Regions from separate parts of the Homo sapiens genome. Here all the other regions are linked to region 1. The links are chromatin contacts, found by Hi-C or POLR2A ChIA-PET in ENCODE. All regions are on one chromosome and are shown on one strand. Each heading gives the region's core, a stretch centred on a gene start or an enhancer-like site at or near the end of the contact. The rest is flanking DNA. Distances are from core to core; before and after follow the strand shown. Region 1 holds the start of GTF2B (general transcription factor IIB). Region 2 holds the start of SYDE2 (synapse defective Rho GTPase homolog 2). Region 3 holds the start of ZNHIT6 (zinc finger HIT-type containing 6).

Region 1 (3,423 bases), core at 289-2,788:
AAAATAAAAAATACTGCATTTAACTTTCTTTGTTGTCACTGATAGAAAAACTTGAGCAATAACTGCTATGATACATAAATTGCACATATCTAGAAAAAAATTTCAGACTTAAAAAGCCATGATAGAATTAAAAAAAAAAAAAGCCATGGTAGAATTTTAAGTCGTATTTGAGTGATCTGGGGAGCCCAAGTTTTCCATTTACCTACAAGGAGGCCTTACCCGACAGAACAACACCCAGATAGAATGACTGAGCATCCAATCCAAGAATCAGAATCAGTAAACAAGAGTGTCACTGGCTTTATGAGTTCTGTTCAAACAGTATATTAGCTAAAGCTGCCTCCCACCCCAAATTCCTTTTCTAATCATAAAATGTAAGTCTTGGCAGTTACCAGAAAAGGCTATTTTGTAAAAATGGCTTTCACTGTGAAATTAACCAATTCCACAGATGATAGCAGGGTCAGAAAAATAGTGCCAGAGTTCCAGAAGCTGTAGAATTAATTTGATACTTTCAACACAGGATTAGTTAACCAAAGGCCAGGTGTGGATAACAGGAAACAGGTTGTCTTAGACTCTACACTCTAACACGACTCTTGGAAAAGTCAACATTGGCATGACTCAGTTTACACTTATGCAAAAATACTAATATCTACCTCACAGTGGTAATGAGAGACATAATTAGGGTCTGCAAGCATTTTTCAGGTCACAAGATTAAAGGCTGTTTCTGAGGGTACTGCATGCATTTCCTGTAGATATGAGTACACTGCATTCTTAAATATATACTAAAAAGCGACCTCCCAGCACATATAACTAATTTTCTTTGGCAAGATTTTCTTCAGAAGTACACAGGCAACGATATTTGTAAACAAATCCTTTAGCAGGGAACTAATCAACTCTTCCGATGGCTCTAGCTTCCACTTCCGAGGCCCGCTGTGATGGTAACCAACCAGGTTCCATCTGGCTTACCAATGCTGACGTTCCCAACTTCCTAGCTGTCAGATCGATAGGAACCTGAAACTAACTGTTTCCCGTTCCTTTGAAAAGGAGAAATTACGGACCCTCGGGTTGTTTGGGCCGTAGATGAAAAAAACAAGCGGGGGGGGGGGCGCGGGGGAGGAGAGGAGGGAGGGTGGGAAGAAGAGAAAATAAAGGGAGATTGAAATATTGGGAAAAGATACGAGGGCAAGGACTGGGGACACAGTAGCCCACCAGGACCCACATAGGGTGATATCTACATAAGACTCCAGGGCAATAACGTCAACAGCTCGGTAACCCCTGCGACACCCTGACAGTCCTGCCGTCTGGAAGTGCCTTTGTCCCGGCCCGTCGGCCAGTCCCGCCGCTTCTCTCCCATACCCCTAGGCGCTCAGCCCTACGAGGCTGCCCGGAGGCCGCCTAAAAGCCGGCGGCGCTCGCGCCCGCCCCTCAGCTCGCCGGGCTCGGCGGGACATACTAACCGGCTGGTAGACGCCATCTTCACGGCGACTGCGGTGCCCGCAACAAGACACAACAGACACACCGAAAGCAGGAAGCGAATGTGGCGAAGAGACGCGCAGAGATGAGTTTTTATAGACGACTCACCCACGCAGTCGTAGCAGAGCAGGGCTACGGGTCGGGAGAAGGGCCAAGAACAGTGAGATCCCATACGTCACGTGCTTTGCGATTTCTTACGTTCTTACTCCGTTTCTGTAATTTGCTATGTTGCTAAGCGAGTCAACGTAACTACCTAGGAAAAGTCTCATGGGAACCCTGCAAAGGGGCTACAACAGAGCTACTCTCAATCTGACAGTTAAAACACAAAGAAAACCCTGGCTTCGTAGTGGTGCCAAAGCCTGCATCCCTAATAGTTTAACCACCCCTTCCTCTCCCACCTTCTCACGGCTACCTTCTCACGGCCACCACCTACCCCGCCCCCAGCCCCCCACCCCGCGTCAGGCACTCCCATTTGAGCCAGTTCTTACGTGCCCCAAGGGTGATTCTTTCTAAGAAATTTGAAATAAAAGGAGAAACTCACTTAGGTCATCCAGAACAGGTGTCTGTTCAGGATCTGTCATCAGCTAGCATGTTGTCTTCTTAGGCACGTCCTTTATACAGGTCATGTAAGTTTATATAGGTTATGGTATCTTGCCTTGCATACCCTTTTAGAATTGGCAGAAGATGAAACAAAACTACGTGAAACCAATGTGTACACAAGAGGCACGACGATATGGGCCATGCTCTGATCATTTTTTTTTCACGGCCTTTGTAACGTTGGCTGATAGCTACATATAGAAAACTTGCGAGAACATCTAGATATTGCAAAATATCCCTAGATTTATTAATTAGCCAAACTAACGTCAAAATTGTAATACCACTATTACTAACAACAATAACAGTTACCGGTGGAGAGTATTCACGTTCTTGGCGTTTTGAACAAAGAACTGGACACAACGCACAAACTAAGGAAAGAATGAAGGAATAAAGGCAGAGATTTATTGAAAACGAAAAGGTAATACCAGCTCAAGACTCCTTTTGCAGAATTTTCGGGGGTTTAAATACCCTCTAGAGGTTTCCCATTGGTTACATGGTGTACACCCTATGTAAATGAAGTAGTGGCTCCACAATCAGTCTGATTGGTTGTGGAAAGCAACCAATCAGAGGCTAAAGTGAAGTTACAAAGTTACACTCCTATGCAAGCGTCTGATTGGTTGCAGAAAGCAACGAATCAGAGATACTTTCAATTTCACATCTGCCACACGGCTAAAGTGTGTGTGTGTGTGTGTGTGTGTGTGTGTGTGGTTGTGTAGTGGGGAGGGGGTTGCAAAGGGAGTAACGTCTGGTTCTTTTGTTACTTAGGTGTGGAAAGTTGGGGTTTTCCTTTTTTTTTTTTTTTTTTGAGACGGAGTCTTGCTCTGTCGCCCAGGCTGGAGTGCAGTGGCGCGATCTGGGCTCACTGCAAGCTCCGCCTGCCAGGTTCACGCCATTCTCCTGCCTCAGCCTCCCGAGTAGCTGGGACTACAGGAGCCTGCCACCACGCCCGGCTAATTTTGTTTTTGTATTTTTAGTAGAGACGGGGTTTCACCCTGTTAGCCAGGATGGTCTTGATCTCCTGACCTCGTCATCCGCCCGCCTTGGCCTCCCAAAGTGCTGGGATTACAGGCGTGAGCCACCGCGCCCGGCCGGGGTTTTCCATTTGATTTAGTTCTAGGAAATCAGTGTGAATCTGCCTTAGGTTCCCTGCCTTCAGACAGTATTCTCCTGCGGCAACACTTTGCTGACAACTATTCTTGAAAATACGGGGATTGGTATTTTCATGGTGGTTTTCATGGGGCTGAGAACTTAGAAGATAATGACTGCTTCCTTCATCTGGGGATGGGATTTAAATGTAATGGAGCACTCACTGTTTTCTTGAGAAGGTGGGAGATACTAGCTTCCTTAGAAAGAAAA
Region 2 (3,423 bases), core at 536-3,035, 3.7 Mb before region 1:
TTCCAAATTATTCCTGACTTATAAGTCTTTATGATCACTAAAAATTTTTATATGTAAGAGTATTCAAAAGACCATGTTGTTTTGGCTCACTTTGAAGATATTATACTCCTTTCAGGAAAGATATTTTGATATTTACAACATAATTGACTGGTTTCTAGAATTGATAACCTAAACCTTCAGTGATAGTTAAAAATCATGCACATACAAAATAGGGAGCTTAATCCTATTATAAGGATCAATATACTTTTTAAAAAACTAATTTACTTCTCTTATAAATAGGATTTAAGTTTGCAAATGACTGCTTTAAAAACAAAACTACCTGAGGAACATTTTTCTTTTGATTAAAATGTTAGTGTCCTTGATTTTTCACAATAAAAAGATTACTTTGTTGAGGTTTCTTTGTCGGGGGGAGGCAGGTGGAGAGATGGTGTATGTGAAATACTACCTGACTAAAAAATTCTACTTATGGTAGGGTTTTTTTTGTTTGATTTGTTTGGGTTTTTGGTTGTGTGTATGTATGCATGTGTGTGCGTGCCTGGGAGAGGCAAAAAAAAAAAGTTGTAATGAGTAAAATGACAGTTTATGAAGCCTATAAAATCTACCTTGAATCAAATTCAAATTTACAAACTCCACAAAAGTCTACGGATTTGCCTAGAGCTACAAAGAATAAAAATCAAGACAGTGCCGCCCATCTGTAAACCTACTAAAAGTGTGTTATACTTAACCTTTACTCCTTTAGGTAATACTTAGGGAATAGACACACTGGTTTTTCGAGAAGAAATCACAACCTCAATTCTTCATGCCATTGTCTGATTAAAAAGAAAAAAAAAAGCAAAACGAGTAAATGCATTACATTAAGTAACCCCGAAATTACTTTAAGCTGCCACTTACATGACACTTACTTTCGCCCGGTAACGTACCTGTCGCAAAAACATAACTTTTTCTTGGCTCTTAAGACAGAAGCCCAGTCGGTAAACAGTAAGGCTCGCGGTGCTAGCATTTTCATCGCAAAGTATCCTACCTGTCAGCGTAATTCTTTGGTCTGGAGGCACCGACAGGACACGGTTTTCACGCACTTTCAAAGCGCCCACATTTGGGGAGGCTGCCTGCGTTCCTGTGACTTTGGGAGCCGTCCCACGGGCACGACCCTTCATTCCCAGGGACAGCAGACGCCCTTTGTACATCCACTTCTGCAGCTTCTTGACTGTCACTGCCGGCGGCCTGAGGAAGGAGGGGCCTTCCTGGCGGTCTCCTTTGCCACTGCGTATCACAGAGGACCCCGCTGGATCCCTGAAAGGGCTTCCCGAGGAGCAGCCGTGGTCCTTGCAGCCTGGAGGCTGGAGGCCGGTGGGTGCAGCCGCCCGGGCGCGGTCCCCACTCCAGCCGTCCATCCTGCCTCCACGTGGCGGGGGCTCGTCCCAGTCCCGGTGCGCGCCGCACCTGATCCAGCTGTCGCTCGGCCACCGCTGGAAGGGAGGCGGCTTGGCACCCACCCGGAGGCTCTCGAGGCTTCTGCTGCAGGACGGCCGCATCCGAGGAGTCCGCAGCTGGCCTCCCCGCGGCTCCCTCTGAGGCGACCGGGGCGGGGACACCTGCTGCCGAGGGCGTCCGCCGCCTCCCCGCTCCCCGTCCCGGGGGCAGGCTCGGCGGTACGCGGCGCCGCGGGAAGGCGGCTGGCCCGGAGCCCGGGCTCCCGCGGGGAAGCTGTGATCCGCCAAGCCCCTGCCGCCCCGCCGCGCGCCCGAGTCAGGGGGCAGGTCGTGCATGGCCTGGATCAGCAGATAATAGGCCTCTCGCAACTGGGTCCGCAGCCTGCCTGTCTCCAGGCGGCCGCCCTCCGCCCCCAGGGAGGAGCCCGCCGCTGGGGGAGGCGGGGGACGCCGTTCCGCCTCCGCCCCCTCAGGCTCGGGCGCAGACTGCGAGCCGCCGGGCAGGTTTTCGTAGTAGTCGGCGTCGTAGTCGTCTTCGTCCTTGTCGTCTTCCTCCTCCTCTCCGCTGTCCTCGGAGCCCTCCGGGGAGTGCGGAGGGGCGTGAGCGAGCCCATGGCTCTGGGGGGCGGCCTCCTGCCCGCCGCGCGGCCGAGGCCCGAGCGCCCCCAACTGCTCCGGGTGCCCTCCGGGGACCCGCGCCCCGGGACCCCACGCCTCAGGTGACGGCGAGGGCTGCTGTAGGCTCCGCCCGTGTCCCCCGGCGTGCTCACGTGGGAGGGTGTCTGCGGCACCCCAGGCGTCTCCCGCGGCTGCCGAAGAGGCCGCCACCGCAGCTGCGGCTGCCGCCCGGAGCCCTAGCCCCCCGGTGCCGCGGGGACCCCGCCTTCCCCGGAGCCTGGACAGCGTCCTCCTCAGAGGGTCCGCCATCCCCTCTGCCTTAGCCGCGAGGCTCACCCCCGCCAGGGGGAGAGGTCGGAGCCCCGCTGGGGAGAAAACCGCGCTCGCGGAGGCGGAGGCGGAGGCGGCGGCGGCTCCCCATGACCGGCGCTGGCCCTCGCCGGCTCCTCACATACTTGGCATAACTCTGCCGCGGGAAGGCGTGGGGGAGGGCGGTGGCGCCGCAACGCGCATGCCCCGGAGCCCCGGGCCGCGACGGGGCGCGCGGGCCGGGGGCGGCAGAGGTGGGTTCTCGGGGTGGGCGAGTGGTGCAGGTGGAGGCGGAGGGCGCGGGCCGGTAGGTTGAGTAGTAGGTCGGCTGAAGCTGACCGACGGAAGCAGGGGTGGGCGCACAGAGCGCGAAGGGTGCGGGGAGAGTTGAGGCAGGGGAAAGAAGAACGAGCAGGAACGTGAGTTTGGGCTGGTGGCTGCAAAGTTTTGGTTAGGGAGCCCGAGAAAGGGAAAGTGCCCTCCTGGCTGTCACCCCAGCACCTTCACCGCCACCGCTGCACGAGGTGTGTCTTAGGCACAGCAAGTCCTAGCTTGAGAGAAAACAAAGATTGTTTTGACGGACAAAGTACGAGTGCAGGTGTATCTCGGTGCATGTGTTCTAGAAATGTATCAATCATTTTAATCGCCCAGAGAGCTAGCTAGCTAAAAGAAATTTGCAGCGATTCCTTTTCTATAAGAGTTCTTTTATCAAAAACAAAACAAAACCCACCCACCGATGTCTCTTTTAAGTCTGTTTTTCCTTCTTTATTTCAGTTAATGCATGCTAACAAAATTATTACATCAGCCAAAACTTGTAAAATGGAGCCACAAATATTATGTCCCTCATCACCCTACCTACAAGATTATCATACAGGTTTGCAGCTTTCTAATATAAAAAAGTTAACACTTCATTTTAATTTAAATAGTGAGTTGAGAAGCAATTGAATTGAAGTTGAGACACAGTGTAATCTAGAAATACCGGCTGTCTCCCAAAAACGTTAAATTCCAGGTTCTGGGCAGCAGTTGCAAACTCAAGTACCCCTCGTTGCCAGAGATTAATTGATTC
Region 3 (3,423 bases), core at 1-2,500, 3.2 Mb before region 1:
ATATTCACAGCACCCATGAAGAAGCTTGATAATTGAGGTCAAGTGTATTTTTGCCTAGTTTTAACTTAATCTACTTTGTCATTGTTAGTTTTATTAGACTTTCTCATCTCTATTCTCTCTCAAAGGAATACCGAGTAAAGAGCATATTAAGTCAAGCCAGATCCAGTTCCAACTGATCTTTTGGTCCCCAGAATTTCCACTTTCCTAACTTGACCATTACCCATTGGACACTACTAATTTCATGTATTTTCACTGAATTTGTTGTGTTGTCATGTACAACACCCTCCACTTCCCAACCCACCCCCGCGAACGCCGTCTGACTCCAGAAACCCAAACTTGTGCTCATTTTTCATTATTCCACCTTCTCCTGATAGTGTGGTTTCCTTCACTCTAGACATGAGGACTCCACAGCTTTATTCCCCTAAATGGAATCCCCCATGCCCTACCTTGACATGGCCAGTTTCCGCTTGCAGCCCACCGGGTGATTTATCGGAGGCTCTTCTTTCACCTTTGTATCATCCACGATTTCTTTCTTCAGGAAATCCTTCTCTTCTTTTACACACTCTCCATGCATCAATTCCTCTTTTATGCATTGACCAACAAACTTCTCCTCCTGTTTTATCTCCAAGTTATCCTTCTCTTCCTTCACTTCTGACCAGTCCATTACCTCTTCCTTTACCTTCTCTTCCTTTACCTCTGGTTCACCCACCTTCGCTTCTTTTACCACTAAACTACTATCCGTCTCCTGCTTCACCTCCAATACGCCTGCGTTCTCATCCTTCACCTCAGGCCTATCCTCCACCTCCTGTTCTACCCACTGGCCAGCCAACCTGCCTTCTGTACCTGGCCAGTCTATAATTTCCTGCTTCACTACCGTTAGGTCCATCGGTATTTCCTCTGGCCTTTGTCCACTTCCTTCCTCTCCATCCCCTATCTCCTTTATCCCTGTCAGCCCTGTCCCCTCCTCTCCGCCGCCGAACTCCTCCGCCCCTGCTAAGTCCCTTACTCCCTCCCTGCCAGGCTCTGGACTTAGCCGCACCCCCTCAGCTACGCTGTGGAGACCTCCCCCAGACTTCCCTTCATTTTCAGCAGCAAACTCCATCAACTCACGATCCTTGGCCTCTGCTGCCACTCTATCCTTCAATGTGGCTGCTGCACACCAATAGGAGGAATTACCGGTCGGAATACCTACGGCGGCCCACGTGTGGAGCCAAGCAGCCACAAACCCGGAATAGCCTGCTTGACGCGACTGCTCGAATCGCCGTAAAGCTACGCTTTTGCGCCTCGCCCCTTCACGACTTGTAGAGCTCTTTACGGCTCTGCGGAGGCCCTGCCGGATTCTCTGGGCGAACAAGCGTAACTGCGTGACTTGCCCGCTGGGGTTCTCGTCTCCTTCCTGGTTTCCACCACCCTCTTCCCTTAGAGAAGCCTCCTGGGCCACTCCCTGGGCCACCCTCCACGCCCTGCTGGGTGTAAAGAGTGTAGGAGACCGGCAGAGGGAGAGAAGCGAAACCCTTACACTCTGGAAGTGGGAAAACCCACCCTAATCTGTGTTAACCATTAAATCCAATCTTGCATGAAAATGGAGGACACACCTGATGTTATTAGGCCTTTCCAAGCTTTAGTTTCTTAAAGCTATAAACTAGGGACCATGGTATTATTAATATAAATCTCCCAGTGTCATTGCAAAGATTATATGAGATCATGCATGGAAATCAACTAGCAGTGACGGACACAAACTCGATATATAACTGGGAATCCTGATGGGCTTCAAACCGCCTGGTTTCCACCACCCCCTTCCCTTAGGGAAGCCTCCTGGGCCACACCCTAGGCCACCCTCCACGCCCTACTGGGTGTAAACAGTGGAGGAGACCGGCAGAGGGAGAGAAGCGAAACCCTTACACTCTGGAAATGGGAAAACCCACCCTTATCTGTGTTAACCATTAAATCCAATCTTGTATGAAAAAGGACACACCTGATGTTACACCTTTGCAAGCTTTAGTTTCTTGAAGCTATAAACTAGGGAGCATGGTATTATTAATATAAATCTCCCAGTGTCATTGCGAAGATAATATGAGATCATGCATAGGAATCAACTGTCAGTGACAGACACAAACTCAGTGTATAACTGGGAATCATGATGGGTTTCAAGTAGGAAAGAGGGCATTAATTTTTCTTTCCATTCTTTCTAAGTAACAGCCTGCGTCAGGCTATTCCCCATTCCCAGCATTCTGCAGGATTCTCTCAGAGAACATCATAAATATATTAGGCGAAAGTGCCTAATGCCCGGTATTGCTGAATAACATTGCATTGTATGAATGTGGCACGTTTTTTCATGCATGTACCAGTTGGTGGGCATTTGGCTTGTTTCCAGTTTGGGCTATTACGAATAATTCTGCTTCCACATTCATATGCAAGTCTTTGTGTGGACATGTTTACATTTCCCGTTAAGTAAATAACTAGGAGTGGAATTGCTGGGCCATATAAATTTATGTTAATTTTTAAAGAAATGCCCAAACTGTTTTCCAAAGTAGCTATACCATTTTACATTCCTACTGGCTGAGGGTTCCTATTTCTCTACATCCCGGCCAATTCTTAGTATTATCAGTTATTTGATTATAGATGTGTAGGGGTACGTCATTGAGAATTTACATTTCTTTAATGACTAATGATGTTGAACATCTTTTCATCTGCCAACTGGCCATTTGGATATTTTCTTTAATGAAATGTTTATTCAGATCTTTTGCCCATTTTTAATTGACGTCTTTTATTATCAAATTGTAGTAGTTCTTCATATATTATGGATATAGGTTTGTGGTAGACAAGCACCAGTATGTTCCCCAGTGATTCTCCACCCCCACAGTGTTCAGACCAATGTGTAGACTGCTCCTGCATCATCCCAGGATTGGTCTGTGTCACTGATAGCATACAGCAGAAGTAATACGTTACCTCTAAGATTAGGTTTGGAGAAAGGCTGTGGTTTCTGCCTTAGGCTCTTGCTTTTTTGGTCTCCTTCCTAGATCATTCACTCTGGGGGAAGCAAGCTGCCAGGTTGTGAGTACCAAGAGGCCCATGTGGTAGTGGGCCGAAGTTACTGGCTCTTACAGGCTGAATTGTGTCCCCTCAAATTCGTGTGTTAAATCCGTAACACCCAGTACCTTAGACTGTGAGTATATTTGGAGATAGGACCTTTAAAGGTGATTTCGTTAAAATGAGACCATTAAGGTCGGCCCTAATCCAATCTGACTGATATCTTTATAAGAAGAGGAAATTTGGACACAAAAAGAGACACGAGGGATGCCTGCAGAGAGAAAAGACTATACGATGATACAGTGAGGTGGCCACCTGCATGCCAGCGAGAGAGGCCTCAGAAAAAAACAAGACTGGTGACAACTTATTTTGGAGTTCTAGCGTCTAGAACTG

What was found. A loop is a pair of places that touch in the nucleus more often than their neighbours do. ChIA-PET counts read pairs that join two places held with the same protein, here RNA polymerase II (POLR2A). Pooled maps may share reads with other maps.
Region 2: a map of CD8-positive, alpha-beta T cell shows a loop between it and region 1 (18-fold over the local background). The contact joins the promoter of SYDE2 here to the promoter of GTF2B in region 1. A Hi-C loop is called at or near these places in 1 of 168 maps with a recorded cell type or tissue (CD8-positive, alpha-beta T cell) and 5 of 50 pooled maps. POLR2A ChIA-PET finds 5 or more read pairs at or near these places in 1 of 52 experiments (CD4-positive, alpha-beta T cell).
Region 3: a map of CD8-positive, alpha-beta T cell shows a loop between it and region 1 (12-fold over the local background). The contact joins the promoter of ZNHIT6 here to the promoter of GTF2B in region 1. A Hi-C loop is called at or near these places in 1 of 168 maps with a recorded cell type or tissue (CD8-positive, alpha-beta T cell), 1 of 37 single-sample maps with no recorded cell type and 5 of 50 pooled maps. POLR2A ChIA-PET finds 5 or more read pairs at or near these places in 1 of 52 experiments (activated T-cell).

The regions. Positions count from the first base shown.
Region 1 is chr1:88,890,029-88,893,451 of GRCh38, forward strand. GTF2B (general transcription factor IIB) reads right to left here and starts at 1,539. Exons shown (of 7, transcript NM_001514.6): 1 at 1,455-1,539. The coding sequence starts at 1,471. RefSeq lists an enhancer at 1,715-1,824.
Region 2 is chr1:85,199,231-85,202,653 of GRCh38, forward strand. SYDE2 (synapse defective Rho GTPase homolog 2) reads right to left here and starts at 1,786. Exons shown (of 7, transcript NM_032184.2): 1 at 1,022-1,786. The coding sequence starts at 1,766. It overlaps LOC124904207 (a long non-coding RNA gene), which reads right to left and starts at 1,012. Exons shown (of 2, transcript XR_007066199.1): 1 at 921-1,012; 2 at 1-809. RefSeq lists an enhancer at 901-1,512 and a silencer at 1,525-2,674.
Region 3 is chr1:85,707,183-85,710,605 of GRCh38, forward strand. It overlaps ZNHIT6 (zinc finger HIT-type containing 6), which reads right to left and starts at 1,251. Exons shown (of 10, transcript NM_017953.4): 1 at 447-1,251. The coding sequence starts at 1,102. RefSeq lists enhancers at 508-1,341, 1,044-1,403, 1,342-2,174.